Regions from separate parts of the Mus musculus genome. Here region 1 is linked to region 2. The links are chromatin loops, found by intact Hi-C in ENCODE. Cell type or tissue: left cerebral cortex. All regions are shown on one strand. Links, peaks and the distances in the headings refer to the core of each region. The heading gives the core; the rest is flanking DNA. Region 1 holds the start of Smg1 (SMG1 homolog, phosphatidylinositol 3-kinase-related kinase (C. elegans)). Region 2 holds the start of Coq7 (demethyl-Q 7).

Region 1 (6,073 bases), core at 3,574-6,073, 290 kb after region 2:
TCATTCCTAGACAGGTGGTCCTGGATGATACAAGAAACTTGGCAAAGCAAGACAGGACAACGAGCCACAAAGCAGCATGCCTCCACTGCTTCTGCTTCAATTCCCATCTCCAGGTTTCTGCCTTGACGTCCTTTGAAGGCGGATTATGATGGTTAAGTATAATAAAATAGGCGAAATTAACCCTTTTCTTCACAAGTTGCTTCTGAGCATGGCATTTTATCACCTCAAATAGAAAGTTAACTAAGAGATACTGTTGCTTCAGAGGGCCGAAGTTCAGTTTCCTACACCCCTGTAGGGAGGTGCACAAGGGCCCTTAATTCCAGCTTCAAGGGAATTCAACGCCTCTGGCCTCCGAGAATACATGCGCTCATGTATACATACCCCCACCATAACCACATACACACAAAAGCAAATAAACCTTAAAAAAAAAGAACGAGGCTCTCAATTTCCATTCCCTTATCCTCCGGTGGTTTATCATTGCCTTTATAATTCACAGTGCTTGGAGGGCGGTGGGGTAGAGAGGTACTGAGAACTGCTTCACCACTCAAGGGCTCTCAAGTGGTGGGTTATCAACTGTGGCCACCCCTGGGAATGCCATAGGGAGGGAGCCGAGGAGTCAGCTCAATGGGTAAGAGCATTTGCTCTGAAAGCATGGTCTGAATTCGAACTTGTAGCATGTACATTAAAAGCTAGACAGTGCCCCTGTGACCTCAGCCCGGGGGCATGGAAAACAGGAAAGCATGAAAATGTACACACACACACACACACACACACACACACACACACCTTGTGCTTGAAAATGTATACGCAGAGGCAGCCCTGGGGAAGTATAATCACTGATGTGTGGGACCTACATTCAAGGCTTCTGGTCAGTGAGTGTCTGAGATGAGGCTCTTTTTCTTACTTTTAAAAACATACTTCAGAGGATGGCTTATGGCAGTCAGGGCTCTCCCTCCAGCCTTACGTAGGCCGTGGGATTGAACCTGGGTGGCCAGGCTTTCGCGCTGAGTGCCAGCTCAGCAAGTTCCTTCCTTGTAGGTTCCCACAGCAGCATTATTGAGGAAAAGATATTAACCATTTGGGATGCAAACTGCTAAAGTGGTTTCTAGCAAAGGTCTGCTGAGTGACACTCTCACACATACTCCAGCCTCACAGTGCCCTTTGTTAGCACTGCTTGCGAAGGGTTATTTCTAAGATGAAGCACCCACAATCATTTGGACACACACACACCCCAAACAGATAAGAATTGAACAATGGGATGTAATTTCTGCTCTCTCTCTCTCTCTCTCTCTCTCTCAACACCTTCCAATTGTCAAACCAATAGCCATATGCTTCAGAAAAACTACAGACTTGACTTTTAAAAATGTATTTACTTCCTCTGTGTGTGTGTGTATGTGTGTGTGTGTGTACGTGCCCCCGAGTGTGTGTTTCTATGAACACATTGGGGCACACGTGGAGGTCAGAGGACAACCTGCAGGTGTTGGTTTTCTGCTACTATCACGTAGATCCCAGGATCAAATTCAGTTCTTCAGTCTTGACGATAAGTGCTTTTCCCTGCTGAGCCACCTCAGTGGCCCATATATCTGATCTTTACTAAAGGATTTCTGATTCTAGTTCTATGGACCTGCATAGAGTCTCTAAGAAGGCAGTACAACTAACATCTCCATTTTACAGTAAGAGTCAGGAGCTTGCTAACACCCCCTCTTCTTGTTTAAGTCAAAGTATGACCTTGGAGCTGTCCCTTGGATCGCTTTGATTGCATTTTGTGATTTGAATAGGTTAAAAGAGACGTGTGAAATTTTTCTTAAAAGTCTAAGGTTCTGGTTATTCTGCTGTTAATCGATTTGGGGCTCTAATAATTGACATATTATGCTTGTCATTTGCATCAACTACTTAAGGAAGGCAAAGAGATTAATTGGACATATTAACCCCTTCTTAATGGGTTGAAATGAGAAAGAGGCAGGATCAGTTCATCTGGAGCAGAAAAAGCAAGGACTCTGAAGTAAAGAACTAGGAACATAGTAGACTACTTGCCTAGTATGCATGAGACCTTGGATTTGATCCCTAGTAACATAAAAAATTGGTCCAGCATGGGCTATATAAAACTCTGGCAAACAGACAAACAAATGAACAAACAAACAAACCAACACACTGTGAGGGAAACAATCTAAAAACCAGACTTTGGAACTGAGGAATGGCATCAGGCAAAAGGCACCTGCAGCCAGACTGAGAGCTGCTCTAGCAGGGAGCGAGAGGGGACCTGAACAAATTGGAGGACTTCAGTCAGTTCTCATGATAGGTCCTGCCCTTAGTGCTTTCTCCCTAAGCTTCTTGAGGGCTGGGTGCTGATGGCTGTCCTAGTGTCAATTTCTTGGTTAGTAGGTACTCCATCAATTTTGCTGAATTTCGACTAAAAGACCAAACCATGATTAGATGACATATTAGAATGTACTAAGGACTGGGGCTGGAGAGATGGCTCAACAGTTCAGAATATGTACCCCATCTATATATTCTTATTATGTAGTCTGGCTGTCCTGGAACTCTCTGTATAGACTCACACTCACAGAGATTTCCCTGCCTCTGTCTCCGATTCCCCAGCTTAAAGGTGTACTTTACAATACAGGGCTCAAGAACATACACTGCTCTTACAGAGGACCTGAGTTTGGTTCCCAGCACCCACTGGCTGGCTCCAAACTGCCTATAACTCCGGTTCCAGGAGATCCAACGTTCTCTTTGGACTAATAGTACCCTATTAGTATTTGCTACTCCCCACTCCTATAATTAAGAATAAAATACTTAAAAAATACTAGATTATGTGTTTATCATTGCTTCTATAATTAAACATATAAGTAACAAAACAAGAATACCTTCTAAAAATCCAGGCATGGGGCTGGAGAAATGGCTCAGCGGTGTTCTTACACCGGTTTCTCTTCCAGAGGTCCTGAGTTCAATTCCCAGAAACCACACGGTAGCTTAAAACCATCTGTAATGGGATCTGATTGATTCCCTCTTCTGGTATGTCTAATGACAGCCACAGTGTACTCATATAAATAAAATAAATAAATCTTTAAAAAAAAGGCAAAACCAGGCATAATGGCACATGCCTGTAAATCCAGCACCCAAGAGGCAGATGCAGGAGAGTTATGAGTTGGAGCCCAGCTGTGCTTTTTAACTTATGCACCTGGTGGGTCCCTTCCTTGTATCCTTTTTTCAGTGAGAAGTAAATTGGCATTTATGAAGATGCCCAGAGCAATTTCAGTATGGAAGCAATCTTATTGAAGTAACGATCATTATTTTACAGCACTGGCGATTGAACAGGAGGCCTCAAACATGGTAGGTGACCAAACTGCTGCAACACTGAACTACTTTCCAGCTCCATTATTGATTTTTTTTTTTTTACAGTAGGTTGGTGACCAGGCCTGGGTCTGGCCAATTCCTTGTGGGAATTTCTGTCTTGAGTCAAAGATCGTATTTTTCAGAAGACTTTCCCCCCACTTCTTCTGCAATGGTGGGCAATGTGGGTGGCAGAAAGAGAAAAAAAATCATTTGATTGTCTTTTGGAATAGCAGGATCCTCCTTCATTGACGGATTTGTGGGCATACTCAGGATCAGATGGTGGAAAAATGTAAGGGATATACTCATAGGGAGATATCGCCTGATAATTAAGTACTTTAGTGATAGTTTTATTTCTTGGGGGTTGGGTAGGCAGTGTCCCATGTAGGCCAGGTTTGCGGAAGGTGAGCCTGAACAACTTCCGGTTTCCATTTCTTGAATGCTAGGGTTACAGACACATCGTCATGCTGCATTTATGGGGTGCTGGGGATGGAACCCAGTGATTCGTGCTTGCTCCTGCTTTGAGCATTCTACTTTCTGAGCCATGTCCTTGGTAACAATTTTGAATTACTTAAGTGATGTATACATACTTCTCTTGTGAGGCAAAACGATGGATGGCCTAAAAACTTTATGTGGAAAAGGTTTAAATACTTGCTTGATGTGTATCTCGGCTATTTTTAAAGTTGAGCCTGCAGCTAGGGAGATAGCTCAGTCATTAAAGTGCTTGCCCCGCACACACGAGAAACCACCTGAAAAAAAGCCAGAAATGGTGTCACCGTTTGTAAAGCCAGCGTTGAGGAAACAGAAGATTCGTGGGGCTCTCTGGCCAGCTAGTGAGAGAGAGACCTTGCCTCAAAATACATGGTAGCTGGAGGCTTATGAGCAACACTTGAGGTTGTTCTCTGTACTTCACATGTAAACACGCACACAAAGGAGTATATTGCGTTCACATAATGTGCCCAGTGCTTTATCGAATTCTTTCAGGAGAGTGTGGGTAACAGGCCTCTTACTACTAGAAGGAACCAGATTACAGAGCACAGTTCATGGGGCAGGAAGCAGGCGTTGTTTTTCACTTTTGGAAAATATGTACCAGGACTGCATGACATTTCAGGTAGGGGTTGAAAAGGTGTCGCTTTCACTTCCCCTTCCTCGATTTTACTATTCTGACTTTTTCCCTTAAGACGGTGGCAGGCAGGTGGACGCACGTGAGCGCCAAGGGCACATCTGTGTGCGCGCATTAGCGCTCAAGGGCACGCTCCCCCTCCTGTCCTCCATTGGACGCCTGTTCACACCTGACTGCCGGTCCTCCGAGTGTATGGGAGGGCGTGTGTGGACCCGGGGTGGAGATCCCCTCTCCCATGATGCCCCGCGACGAGTCCACATTGCTCTCTACCACCCGCAGACAGAGCTGCTGCTCAGGAGGCCCAGGGAGGTCCGCTCGGGTCCCTGCTCTCCAGTAGTTCTCGCCTTCTCCTCAAAGCCCCACCCCTTTTAGCTACGCGAACGCGGACCTCGCCTTGAAGTCTAGGCTCTCAGAACTCCAGTGCCTCTCGAGCAGGTCCCGCCTTTTGACTTTCGCCCCTCCCCTCTCCAGGTTCAGCAGCCACAGACCACGCCCCAACTAGTCCCGCCCTTCTTCTCCAGGCTTGGGGCGCGCCGGCACCGCCCCTCCTAGGTGACCCTACCCCTGTCATAAGCCCCGCCTCTAGTCCATATTCTGTGACCAATAGCCCCGCCTTTCACCCCGAGCCCCGCCCCTCTCCAGGCTCCTAGGGCGCCGGCACCGCCCCTCGCTCCCAGCATGCCGTGCGGCAGCGGCGGCGCGGCGGGCGGAGCCGGGAGGCGGGGAAGCCGTGGCCGTGTGAGCGTGAGGAGCCGCCGCCACCGCCTCCTCGCTGTCCTCGTCCTCCTGGGCCCCAGCGTCGCGGGCCGCGCGCTGCCCTGGAAGAGACGTCGCCTCGCCTGCCTCCGCCTCCCCCTCGCCGCGCCGCTCCCGCCTCCTGCTCCTGCGTTGCGGGCTCCAGCGGAACCCGGAACGGCCGTCCGCCTCCCCCGCCCTCCGCCGCCCCCTCCGCGGCTTCCTCCTCAGCCCCGGGCCAGATCGCAGTGTCGGCGGCGGCCGGTTCAGGCGGCGACTCGCGCTTCTTCGGGCGGCGGCGCTTGGCCATGTCGTGTCGGGGAAGGTAATGAGCCGCAGAGCCCCGGGGTCTCGGCTGAGCAGCGGCGGCGGCGGCACCAAGTACCCGCGGAGCTGGAATGACTGGCAACCCAGGTGGGTGACCGCGTCGAGCCTCGCCTGGAGCTGGCCGAGGCCTAGGCCCGCGGGACTGGGAGGCGCGGCCTAGGCCCGCGGTCCCTGGAGCCGGGCGCGGCTTCCTGGGTGTCCTCCGGGCCTGGTCCGGCAGGAAAGCTGCGGGCAGCGGAGGCCTCTGTGCCCGGCTGGCCGCCTCAGCCGGATGGCTGGAGCAGTGGCTCTGAGCTTGGGTGGAGGAGGACGTTCCACTGCCGTCTAACTCCAAGTTGAGATTTGAGGTCCAGGAACCCTCCCTGTTACCTATTAACTTCCTCGGCTCCGCGTCCAGTCCTCATGCCAAAGACCACCTTAACTCTGCGTCCTTCTGGACTCCCACGTGTTAATTAATGTATTTTAAAAGCTGAGAACTCTACCGAGGTCTTCCTCTGACTTTAGACAGGATGTTAGTCGACCAAAAGATGAGATTATGGGACTGTGAATGAAATC
Region 2 (6,464 bases), core at 1,310-3,809:
CTCAGTGAAGGAGAATCCAGTTAGACAGGTCTTTACTTTGCATTAACTGTTAAGTTGGCAAATCAGACCTCACAGCCAAAAATCTGATGGCAGCTAGCCACTATGCTCTAAGTATTTGCGAACAGAAGAATTCATTTTTTCCTGGGTGGTACAAGATCTGACCGTGTGAGAACTTCTGAACACATCTTTACTCTGTAGAGTGAGGCTTTACCAGAAACCTGTCCAGAGCATGAGAGGTACTTGAAACATGGGACATGCTCTTTGCTGTGTGACTGTGAACAAATTCCTTCACCTTCAGAGACAGTTCCCTTACACTTAAAATACAAAACTAAGACAAACTTGCTTTTATATTTCAGAATTTGATTATGGAATCACATATTCTTCGTTGTCTTTTGAAAATATGAAAGTGCTTACTATAAAGTATGAGAACATTGAAAACCACAGAGAAAAATCAAAATTACACATAAGCACACAAGTTTTTTTTAAAGAGGCACCAAAGGCCAGCCTGGATGACACAGCAAGTTGAAAGTCATCTGGATACAGGGTGAAATTCTTGTCTCATAACCAGAGTGGGGGAAGGGGAAGAGGGAGGAGGAAGGGAAAGAGAGAGAGAAAGAGAAAAAGAGAGAGGAGAGAGAAGGGAGAAGAAAGCAAGCAAGCACAAATGGAGGGAAGAAAGAAAATGTAGTAGTCTCATATTTTCCACTTAAATGTTCTATTTTATCCAAAGTTCTTTCAAAGTTCATTGTTCTAACACCCCTGGAAGCTCCAGAGGCCAAAGCAGCCATTTCACCAGTTTAAGGCAAGCCTGAGTGACATAATCAGATCTGAACTCGTCATTACATCCATTTCAGGGAGCTGCTAACTGTGCTCATGAGTCATAGTTTGTTAGCATTCTCTTGATGGTAACCTTTTTAAAAAACATGTATTTGTCTGTGTGTCACATGTGCAGAGAGTCCGGAGGAGAGTGCTGGGTCACTTGGAACTGGAGTTACAGGCCGTTGTTAGCTTCCTGCTGTGGCTTCTGGGAATCAAACCCAGGTCCTCTACAGGAGCAAGAAGTGTTCTCAACTTCTGAGCTCTCTCTAGCTCCAATTTTTTAACACTTCCAAAAATTTCCAGTAATAACTAGGACATACACCTCAACATTCTTTTATCTCTTTAGGACAGATCTAGAAGTGGAATGCACGGGAAAGGTTCTGAACATTTGAAGGCTTTGAGAGCCAGATTTAGGTTGAGTATTCCACAGGAATATTTAAGTACCCTCACTGCCGCTAAGGCCCAGTACTTGGGCTCGTCTTAATTTTAAGTTACTGTAGTATACTAATTGAACACTATAATTATATAGAATGGGTTAGTAGTTTCATTTATTTTACAGTAGCTATGAATCAAATACCCGCCCCCCTCCCGCCAAGGGTGCAAACTCTAGTTTTCCTAAAGCCACAGTCTCTAGTGGTCCTATAATAGGCACTGATTATCCTTGCAGGTATGGTTTTTCCCCTTATATACTTATCTGACTTGAAAATTTATTTCTATTGGCTAGATCCTAGCTGTCATATTAATGGATATGCACTTTAAAATGTTTAATGTATGTTACTAAATTTTCCTTCCCTCAACACACAGCTATGTTCATCACTAATGTGCACTAGGCCATGAATAATCCAGTAAAGGATGAACAATGAAGCAAATCTCAATATAAAAATTGAGAAGGAACGGAAAGTAACGGGAAACAAACTGGGAAACCCACAATTACACCGAAAACTGGCATGTTTTACCAGGTAATTGCTGACTTTCAGGTGTAAATCGGCTCTTAATAGAGAAAAATAATCTCCATAACGTGGAGGAAACAACAGTGACCTGCGGGTCGCCTTTCCAAGACAGGGAGAAACCCTAACCTAAAATGCCTCTCCAGGGCAGCTCTGCATCAACCCTAAGAGCCGACCGGGCGCCTTCACGACGTTACAATGATCGACAGGGGGAAGACCCAATAGAGTACGTGAATCGGTCATTTCTAACCAATCGGGTGTAATCCAGGGCCTAGGGGCGTTTCCTCTGGCTCTCGGTCCGCGGCATCTATGCGTCATCACCCTGAGTCGAGAGCACGATTGGCGGGGCGTTTGGACCATAGCTGCATTGTCCGCAGCGATGAGCGCCGCCGGAGCCATAGCGGCTGCTTCCGTGGGACGCCTGCGCACTGGTGTCCGGAGGCCCTTCTCAGGTACCGGCCGTTCGGGGTCGTGGTTCGGCGCGGGGCTCTTCGCCGGTGACTATTTGCAGTGGAGGTCACGGATGTCACGGGGAGGACGTCTATACGTCACAAGCGCGCGACATGGGGGTGGGGTTTGTAGTACGTCTAGTTGATTGATAGGAACGGGTGAACTTCTGCAGGATGCCCTGCCGGGGAACAAGTGATTACCAGCCTGTGATGTGACGTCAGTGCAAGTGTGGAACTTGAGTGTCCTGCAGTGTCCCTCCGGTCTCCACTCGGGACTTTCTCAAGCAAAGTAGCCTTCCGACGACAGCATCAATCTGTTATAAATGCAGATTTTCGGGTCCCCCTCATTATCCACTGGATTGATAGGTTTTAGAGTTTTAAAAAGTGTGTGTGTGTGTGTGTGTGTGTGTGTGTGTGCGCGCGCGCGCGCGCGTGCGTGCGCACAATAATTAAATTCTAGAGAGGCCAGAATTGGGGTTTGAATCTGCAACTAGAGTAACAGGCAGTTTGTGAATCCCTATATATGGGTGCTGGGAGCCCAACTCAAGTCATTTGCAAGTGCAGTACACATTCTTAACTGCTGAGCCTTCTTTTGAGCCGTAGAGTCTCTGTTTTTATCAAGCCTCTCATGGGACTGTTTGTATTGCAAAATATGGTAAGCTTTGAATTTGGAATGGAGAGAGGTAGGTTTGGATTCAGGTCTGATTCATCCGAGCTGCCCCAGAAAATCGTGGTCATTTTCTCGAAACTAAATCTTCAAGCATTAGATTTCTATTTTGCCTGAAGGCAATATTGTTTGGAGGTTTGAGATGTGTTTTTGTTTAACTACAACTTATTAAGTAATTTAATTGAAACTACATCCTTTTGGTAAATAATAAGCCAGAATTGTCTGCCCCCAAATGGATGAGTAATCACACACACACACACACCACCACCACCACCACCAATACCATGAGAACAGCTATGAAACTTCATTAGATATTGTTGTGTGTGCCTTCCAAGGCTTGAGTCCAAGGTTGTTTTTCTTTCTGGAAGAGAAGAGTGCTTAGCAAGTGTTTGGATATTTTTCAAGACATGCCAGTTATAGAGATGTTTTCCTTGGTGATAAATGGATCAGAAGAGACTTTTTAAGAGCCTCTTAGTATGTAATTTATGTGTCCATAAGCCACTTAAAATCTTCTCATTTGCCACTTAAAATCTCCCAGATACCATGGCTGGAACAGCACTCTTGAGAGCTTCTAGCTCTGCGATTCAGCTTTATTTTAAAGTGTGTAACAAGGCAGTCAGGTCTCAGGGATGTGAATTTTAAGGTTCCTTGCTAACCCAGTGAACAGGTTAACAATAAGAATCACTTGTTTTCATTTATGAAGTAACTTAGTTTCCTTTGTTTCATATACCCTCATGATAATAATAATTAAAAAAAAACCTTAAGTGTGTGTCTCCTTAAAAAAATAAAACTAGCCTTGCTACTGGATAGGTTTTAATTTGGTTTTGAGACAGCCTCTAGCGCTGGCTGACCTGGACCTTGCTTGTTCACCAGGATATCCTTCAATTCACAGAGCTCTGCCAACTCATGCTGGGATTAATACCTATACTGATTTCTTAGGTAAAAGGACAAACACTACCCTCTCCCAGTCATTGAGTGCAGAAGTTGTGTTTGAGAGAACATTCCAGTGTGTTCTCAGTTATAAAGAATCCTGTTTATCACACCTCAAAAGCCAGCCATATAAACTTGGCCCACCTGCTCAGCTCCTTGTTATTCTTCTTTTAAAAAAAAGATTTATTTTATATATGTGAACACACTGTAGCTGTCTTCAGACACACCAGAAGAGGGAATCAGATCCCATTACAAATGCTCCTGAGCCACCATGTAGTTGCTGGGAATTGACCTCAGGACCTCTGGAAGAGCAGTCAGTGCTTTTAACCGCTGAGCCACCTCCCCAGGCCCCTTGTTATTCCTTAATATACTTTTTAAAAAGGAGTACTGGGTTGCCTTGAACTTTCTTTGCTAAAAAGTAAGAGCACAAGCAAACAAGATTGTGTTGAGAAATACAACTGGCTCACCAAGTCTGTCTCCAGACCCTGCTTTCTGCATGGAGACAAGCTGGCCAGAAGCATAAGCCCTTGAACTTGGACACAGAAATGCAACAAGTTCCTGATTGTGTCCCATCACTGTCCCATAAAATATGGGCCTCAAACCGTAGAGCCCCACTGTCTGAAGACAGTTTGGAATGGTTGGTGTCTTACACTCGGCAGGAGAGCTGAGGTGCCGTGTCTGCTCCACAGACTCTGTCCAGTTAGAGTCAGTGAGCTGAGTGAGGCAGAGCATGCCATGCGCAGTAGACCAAAGCCATTCTCCTGCAGAATCCACGTGCCTTTGCACACACAGCGCTATTTGTCCCAGGACTGTTGATGTAGCTCAGGGCAGGCTTAATCTCCAGCACCATGATAAATAGATACAGCATTTAAAATTCTACTTGGTAGCAAAGCTCACGTTCCCAACGACGGCATGCATACACACCAGATACTCCAATCCTGCCCCGTGGCCTTGTGTCCAAAGACCTTAAGCCTTCTTGATGAAAGAGCCAAAGACGTATGGGAACTTTTCCACCCCTTTTCTGGATGTTGAAGTTTGCTTAGGTGAAAAGAAGTGTCTTCCAAAGACATGGTGGTCATAGCAAGCAGAGAGCCTGCAGCACTTTAAACAGGGTGCAGCTAGAGTGACAAACCAGAGGGCCTGTGGGTTTCCGTTTTTATATGGAATAAACACACATTACTACAGGACCCTTCTGGGATGAGGTAAACATTCAAGATCCTCTAATCTGGAGCTTGGAAGTATAGTGAAAGTGTTTACATTTGAAGAAGAGTTTAGTCTGAGGTCAAACCTTGTCAGGCAGGGTCTCAGTCACCTGCCCGTGGAATTGGTGTATTAAAAGAACGTTGAAGCCTCAACTTGGGATGCCAGGCTTTGTCCCCTGAGCTTTTTCAGAACATCAACACTGGCCGCTTCCCAGGGAGACTTAGGGAGAGCATTATAGATAGCTTTGGGTGCACTCCAGGGGCTTCTGCTGTACAGCTTGAGAGGGGAGCCTCCCTTTCCTGAAACAGCTGTCACGTCAGCTGCCTTGTGAGGACAGATTTCGGTCCTTCCAGATCGCCATATGTTTAAAGTAAATCCGGAAACCCTAGTCTTTAGGTGAAGTCTTTTGGGTTTGAGCATTGCAGGTGATAAAGAACACACACTGGTAGATGTGTCCAGCCCTCAGGCTTGTCTTTCATTCTGTCGGCAAAAAGGCAACAGGCCAGCGATATGACTCAGTGGGTAAAGGTGCTTGCTTTCCAGCACAAGGGCCTGAGTTCCATCCCTGGACCCCACAACTCCGTTTTCAGGAATGTCAGTGTCCTGTGTGGATAATGAGACGGACACTTGCTTTTTCATTGCAGAGTATGGAAGAGGCCTCATCATCAGGTGTCACAGTTCGGGGATGACCTTAGACAATATTAACCGGGCAGCCGTGGATCGAATAATTCGGGTGGATCACGCTGGTGAATATGGAGCAAACCGCATCTATGCAGGGCAAATGGCCGTGCTCGGTCGGACCAGTGTTGGCCCTGTCATTCAGGTGGGTTCTTCCCTGAGTCTCAGCCCAGTCTGTTGCCCTGGCAGTGTATCTGAAGCCCTCGGGCATCACTTTTGGCTGTGTGCTCCAAAGGGAGGCACTTGGAACAAAGCACTTGCTCTGTTGTCTAAAAGCACAGATATGCATTGACTCTGGCTGGGTGTGGTGGTGCATGCCTATAATCCCAGCACTTGGGAGCTGGAGATAGGGTGATCGCTGGGACTTTGAGGCCAGCCTGGTCTACATAGGAAGTTCCAGGTCAGAAAGAAAAAAATGGAGAGAGGGGGAAAGAAAGTAAGAGAGAAAGAAATTGGGTCTGGAAATTGGGTGTATTTGTGGTGTTAATGTTTCATTGCAGAAAAGGCTGAAAGTCCCTCCATTAGAAGAATGTTCCATGTGCCAGGAGGTTGTTGTAGGCTTGTCCTAGCACAGAGTATCAGAGAGAGGGGTTAACAGCCCCGAAGATCTAGGTTTCCTTTCCAGATCTCTCATCTACTTCTGCGACCCTGAAGAGGTCACCTGACCTCTAGGTTTTCATTTCCCTGTGTGCACACTAGCCTGGTAACCCCCACCTCCCTGGGTCTGGCTGGGGAATAAACCAGATCCTGTTGTCACCATGACACATGGCA

What was found. Hi-C counts contacts between places; a loop is a spot of excess contacts. Peaks named below come from ENCODE experiments on the same cell type or tissue, not always from the same donor. Only the 100,000 strongest peaks of a DNase experiment are listed, where the experiment ranks them.
Region 1: a loop joins it to region 2, with 2.5 times the contacts of the local background. A loop is called at or near these places in 1 of 42 quality-filtered maps.

The regions. Positions count from the first base shown.
Region 1 is chr7:118,242,737-118,248,809 of GRCm38, reverse strand. Smg1 (SMG1 homolog, phosphatidylinositol 3-kinase-related kinase (C. elegans)) reads left to right here and starts at 5,173. Exons shown (of 63, transcript NM_001031814.1): 1 at 5,173-5,605. The coding sequence starts at 5,520. It overlaps 4930583K01Rik (RIKEN cDNA 4930583K01 gene), which reads right to left and starts at 4,903. Exons shown (of 2, transcript NR_027879.1): 1 at 4,845-4,903; 2 at 3,259-4,082. In left cerebral cortex, for the core only: no CTCF peak of the experiment used is centred there; DNase peaks (open chromatin) are centred at 4,289 and 5,000; H3K4me3 peaks cover 1,843 bases; H3K27ac peaks cover 1,583 bases.
Region 2 is chr7:118,528,933-118,535,396 of GRCm38, reverse strand. It overlaps Coq7 (demethyl-Q 7), which reads left to right and starts at 2,041. Exons shown (of 6, transcript NM_009940.3): 1 at 2,041-2,218; 2 at 5,660-5,838. The coding sequence starts at 2,146. In left cerebral cortex, for the core only: no CTCF peak of the experiment used is centred there; DNase peaks (open chromatin) are centred at 2,055 and 2,300; H3K4me3 peaks cover 1,550 bases; H3K27ac peaks cover 1,516 bases.